Regions from separate parts of the Mus musculus genome. Here region 1 is linked to region 2. A link is a loop called in an ENCODE intact Hi-C map of the cell type or tissue named here. Cell type or tissue: gastrocnemius. All regions are shown on one strand. Each heading gives the region's core, and the rest is flanking DNA. Links, peaks and the distances in the headings are about the cores only.

Region 1 (2,932 bases), core at 288-2,787, 64 kb after region 2:
CACAAACCTCTGCCTTTGAAGTGCTAGAATTCAGGTATCTGCCACCACTGCATGGCATTGATTTTTATGATATAAAATTATAAAGAATTGTATGGTCAGTGAAACTTGGAGGTTATCAGGATGACTAGAGAAATGTTATCTGTATTGTTCCTGGTGAACATGTATTCCTGATGGCAAACAATCATATCACTGTAAGTTTTCTCTTTGCTCCTGTGGAATTCCACCTCCAGAAAGATAAGAGTTTCCAGTGCTTTCAAAGCCATAATCCGTGAAACCATGGTATTGAGAATATCACTGAGGAGTCACAGACTCTGTACCTTCCTGAATTTCCTAAGAGCTTCAGTTTTGTAGGGCTGAGGTTTCTAAAGTGACCCTGATACTGGCACAGCCTGCACCTGCTCTGCAGAGCTGATAGCACACTGTCTGGACCCTCTGACAGGACGACATATGTTTGTTCATAAAGTTCAAGTTCCTTTTCATTTCTTTTCTATTGCCTTTGTTCTTGCTTCTCGTTTCCTTTACTCTTATTTACTCTTTTATTTTCTGTGTAGCTCAGTGTAGCTATATGAAAATGCACATTTCCAGAAACAATGTGAGAGAAATCATTTTAGAATTCTCATACCTCTTAGTCAGCTAGTGCCAATGTGAACACAATGCCAGCTACTACTTTAAACTCCACAGGTGTGTTTAAAACATGCACCTACCACTCAGTGCACACAGATTACAAAATGACATCCAGAGTGTGTGCTCCCTGTGGCTTTTGTCCCATAAATCAACTGCCAGTTTCCTTTATCATTCAGAAACAGAAGTATATCTTTCTACACCCTACTATATTCTGATTCTTGTGACTGGGATTTAGAGAACAAACCCGTAAGTCTTCACAATAAATGGGAGTAATTAAGCACCATATATATATATATATATATATATCATATCTGGTATACATGATCCATAATTTTAAAAATAATTATCCTTTTCTAAAAATGCTACAGATCTTTATTTTGAGGATGACTGCTCTGTTAAATGTTGTCACCAACTACCTGTCTCAGGTCTAATGCTTTAATCAATACCCTGTACTTGTGAATTTTATCTATTTTACCTCTCCTTAATAACTTACATTACAGTATACCATGCTCTAAATAAGTATAGAACAGTTTCACCCACACTCTTGATTTTCAGTGGTAAATTTTTACTCTATAATGGGAATTGGTTTACAAAATTACATGCCCCACATGATTGGTGTCTGTTCTACATAGTCATGTTAACTTGACACAAGCTAGAGTAATTTTAGATGAGGGAGCCTCAACTGAGAAAATGTAACCACTAGACTGTCCCATGGGCATGCACCTAGTATACTTTCTTGATTGATGATTGATTTGATATCATGGCTCACTATGGACATTTCCACACCTAGAATGGTGGTCTTACGTTCCTTGAGACTGTAGATTAAGCAAGGTATAAAGAGCAATGATGTCAACAGCACTACTCAAAAGCATCTCCATCAGTTCCTGCCTCTAGGCCCTTGTTTTGAGTTTTAAATCGGCTTCCCTGAATGAAGAACTCCAAGCTGTTTGGTGAAATAATCCCTTTCTCCTTGACTTGCTTTTAATCATACTATTTTATCACAGCAACAGAAGACATAACCAAGACAGAAATTGGTACTAGAATATGGGGTTTACTGTGATAGACCTGACCATGTGATATTTGGAAACTGAGGAAGGATTAGGAAACGTTAAGCTGTAGGATACATAGAATGCTGATATCTTACTGGATTATTCTATGTTGTCTCAGAATATAATACTGAGACCAGTGCAGACGAAGGAGACTTGTCATAGGAAGATCAAGAGGGAAGGTTGAGAGACCTTTAAAGAATCTATGAGGGTAATTCATTTTTAAGTTAAGAACAACTAAAGTGAATTGTTTCCCTTGCTGGAACAATTAAAAATCTTCTGAAAAGCATTCTCTTGAGTTCAGCACAGACACACACTGGTTCAGATATAGTTGAGGTTGCATCTCCTGCTTGCATTGAAGTTGGTAGCCTGAGATTCTCTCAGGTTGTACTTTTTCTGAAATCAGGGAGGAATCAGGGAGTGACACTGCATTTTGTCACCTCTGGCTGGATTGAGTACCTAAAGAGAGCCAAGAAGAGAATATCAAAGTAGCTTCAGCCAACTTGAAATACAGATTCAAGAAATCTGAGATTTCAGTATCACGAGACATCGATTAAGGAGAACAGTATCTGCTGTGGGGTTAGGACAATTTTTAGTCTACCAGACAAGATGTGTGTGATATGGACAGTTTTCACAGCACTGTGGAGGAGCCCAGAAGATTTTTATTGAGTCCCAGAAACTTGACACAGTTTTACACTGTTGGATTTTGTTGAATTTGATTGTGACTGTGCCCTGGTTCTTCCTTTTGGAAACAAGAAAATATTTAAGGTATTATTTATGTTACATGGGCCTAGAATTAAGAGACTTTGACCTTTTAAATTGATGGATTTAGGAGTTCTGCAGAGACTTTGGGTTTTACAGAGTGTATATGTATTTTATAGAAATTTTGAAAATGTAAAAGAACTGGATATTTTAGAGACTGAAAATGTTGGAGATTTGAAAATGAATGAGATTTGAATATTTAGGTCAGCATATTGAACTTTGAAAGTATATGGAATTTTTATGTTAAAATGCTGATATTAGTATGATATCTCAGGAGCAAAAATAGAGGCAAGGTTATAGTATAACAGTGATGTTTTTTATGTCAACCTGACAAGGGCTCACCTGGGCTAGCTATTTTGGTTTCTTTGTTTGTTTTGACACAAGGTAAATCATTTAGAGTGGAGGAAGGTAATGTCACTTTAGATAATTCCCCCACCAGATTGAGCTGTGGGCATATTTGTGGTAAATTTTCTTGATAGGTGATCTTTGTGAGAAGTCCA
Region 2 (2,932 bases), core at 319-2,818:
CATCCACAAATGTCTGTCTTTGAAGTGCTAGAATTAAGGTATCTGCCACCACTGCATGGCACTGATTTTTATGATATAAAATTAAATAGAATTGTATGGTCAGTGAAATTTGGATGTAACAGGATGACTAGAGAAATGTTATCTGTATTGGTCCTGGTACACAGATATTCCTGATGGCAAGCTATCGCATCACTGTAAGTTTCCTCTTTGTTCCTGTGGAATTCCACCTCCAGAAAGAAAAGGGTTTCCAGTGCTTTCAAAGCCAGAATCCATGAAACCATGACATTGAGAATATCACTGAGGAGTCACAGACACTGTACCTTCCTGAATTTCCTAAGAGCTTCAGTTTTGTAGGGCTGAGGTTTCTAAAGTGACCCTGATACTGGCACAGCCTGCACCTGGTCTGCAGAGCTGATAGCACACTGCCTGGACCCTCTGACAGGATGACATATAATTGTTCATAAAGATCAAGTTCTTTTTCATTTCTGTTCTATTTTCTTTATACCTGCTTCTTGCTTCCTTTACTCTTTTATTTTCTGTGTAGCTCAGTGTAGTTATATAAAAATGCACATTTCCAGAAACAATGTGAGAGAAATCATTTTGGAATTCTCATACCCATTATTCAGCTAGTGCCAATGTGAACACGATGCCAGCTACTACTTTAAACTCCACAGGTGTGTTTAAAACACTCAGCTGCCACTCAGTACACATAGATAACAGAATGACATCCAGAGTGTGTGTTCCCTGTGGAATTTGTCCCAAAAAGCAACTGCCAGTTTCCTTGATCATTGGGAAACAGAAGTACATCTTTCTATACCCTACTATGTTCTGATTCTTGTGACTGGGATTTAGAAAGCAAACACATAAGTTTTCAAAGAACTTCATAATAAAATGGGAGTAATTAAGTAAAATCCATATATATATATGTGTGTGTGTGTATACATATATATATATGTATATATATAAATCTAGAATACATGATCCATAATTTTATAAAGGATTATCCTTTTCTAAAGAAGCTACATATTTTTATTTTAAGGATGATTGCTCTGTTAAATGTTTTCACCAACTACCTGCTTCTGGTCTAATGCCTTAACCAATACCCTGTACTTGAGAATTTTATCATTTTTACTCCTCCTTAATATCTTCCATTACAGTATCCCATACTCTAAATAAGTATAGAACAATTTCACCCACAATCTTGACTTTCAGTGGCAAATTTTTAATCTATAATAGAATCTTGTTCAAAAAGTTACATGCCCCATATGCTTGGTGTCTGTGCTACATAGTTTCATGTTAACTTGATACAAGCTAGAGTTATTTTTGAAGAGAGAGCCTCAACTGGGAAAATGCAAAAACTTGATTGATGATTGATTTGATATGGGAGGGCCCAACTCACTGTGGACATTTCCACACCTGGGCTGGTCATCCTAGGTTCCTTTAAAATGTAAATTGAGCATGGTATAAAGAGCAGTGCAGTCAAAAACAATACTCAATAGCATCTCCACCACTTCCTGCCTCCAGGCCCTTATTGTGAGTTTTTAATCAGCTCACATTGAAGTTGGTAGCTTAATAGTCTCTGGGGTTGTACTGCTTCGGAAAGCAGGGATGAATCAGGGAGTGACACTGCATCTTCTCACCTATGGCTGGGTTAGAGTACCTAAAGAGAGCCAAGAAGAGACTATTGAAGAAACTTCAGACCACTTGAAATACAGACTCAAGAAATCTGAGATTTCAGCATCACAAGACATTGATTAGGAGAGCAGTAGCTGCTGTGGGGATAGGACATTTTTTGAGTCTACCAGACAAGGTGTGTGTGAGATGGAGAGTTTTCGCAGCACTGTGGAGGAGCCCAAAAGCTTGTTACTGAGTCCCAGAGACTTGACACAGTTTACACTGCTGGACTTTGTTGAATTTGATTTTGACTCTGACCTGGTTCATCCTTTTGATAACAAGAAAATATTTAAGGTATGAGTTATGTTACAGGGGCCTATAATTAAGAGAATTTGACCTTTTAAATGGATGGATTTTGGACTTTTACAGACACATTGGAGTTTTACAAAGTCTATTTTTATTTTATAGAAACTTTGAAAATTTAAGAGAACTGGATATTTTAGAGACTGAAAATTTTGGAGAATTTGCATGTTGAATTTTATTTGAAGATTTAGGTGGTCAAATTGACCTCTTAAAGTATATGAAATTTTTATATTAAAATGTTGATATTGGAATGATATATCAGGAACAAAAATAGAGGCAAGATTAGCTGCATATGTGGCAGAAGAGAGCCTAGTCAACCATCATTGGGAAGAGAGGCCCCTTGATTTTGCAAACTTTATATGCCCCAGTACAGGGGAACATCAGGGCCAAGAAGTGGGAGTTGGTGGATAGGGGAGCAGGGTGTGGGGAGGTTATAGGGGACTTTCAGGATAGCATTTAAAATGTAAATGCAGAAAATACCTAATAATAAATTGGAAAAAAAAAACAGTGATATCTTTTGTGTCAACCTGACAAGGGTTCACCTAGGCCAGCTATTTTGGTTTCATTGTTTCTTTGTTTGTTTTGACACAGGGAAAATCATTTAGAGTGGGAGAAGGTAATGTCAGTTCAGATAATTCCCCCATGAGATTAAGATGTAGGCATATTTGTGGTGAATTTTTTTAATAGGTGATCTTTGTGAGAAGACCAAAATCAGTATAACTATAGGCCTTGGCTGGGAGATACTTAGGAATACAGACAAGGAAAGCCATGAAGCCAAAAGCCAGTGAATAGCACACCTCCATGACTGTGCATCAGTTCCTGCCTATAGGATTCTGCCTTAAGTTCTTCCCCCAACTAACCTGGATAATGTATTATTAGCAGTAAAATGCAATAAAGGCTTTCCTACCAAATAGGTTTGATACTGGTAATTTACTAAGTCAATGTGTAAGCAAAA

What was found. Hi-C counts contacts between places; a loop is a spot of excess contacts. Peaks named below come from ENCODE experiments on the same cell type or tissue, not always from the same donor. Only the 100,000 strongest peaks of a DNase experiment are listed, where the experiment ranks them.
Region 1: a loop joins it to region 2, with 8 times the contacts of the local background. A loop is called at or near these places in 2 of 42 quality-filtered maps.

What each region holds. Positions count from the first base shown.
Region 1 is chr6:89,807,418-89,810,349 of GRCm38, reverse strand. No RefSeq gene overlaps it. Among named protein-coding and RNA genes, the nearest start is that of Vmn1r42, 37 kb to the left of the region's middle. In gastrocnemius, for the core only: no CTCF peak of the experiment used is centred there; no DNase peak of the experiment used is centred there.
Region 2 is chr6:89,871,642-89,874,573 of GRCm38, reverse strand. No RefSeq gene overlaps it. Among named protein-coding and RNA genes, the nearest start is that of Vmn1r43, 2.6 kb to the right of the region's middle. In gastrocnemius, for the core only: no CTCF peak of the experiment used is centred there; no DNase peak of the experiment used is centred there.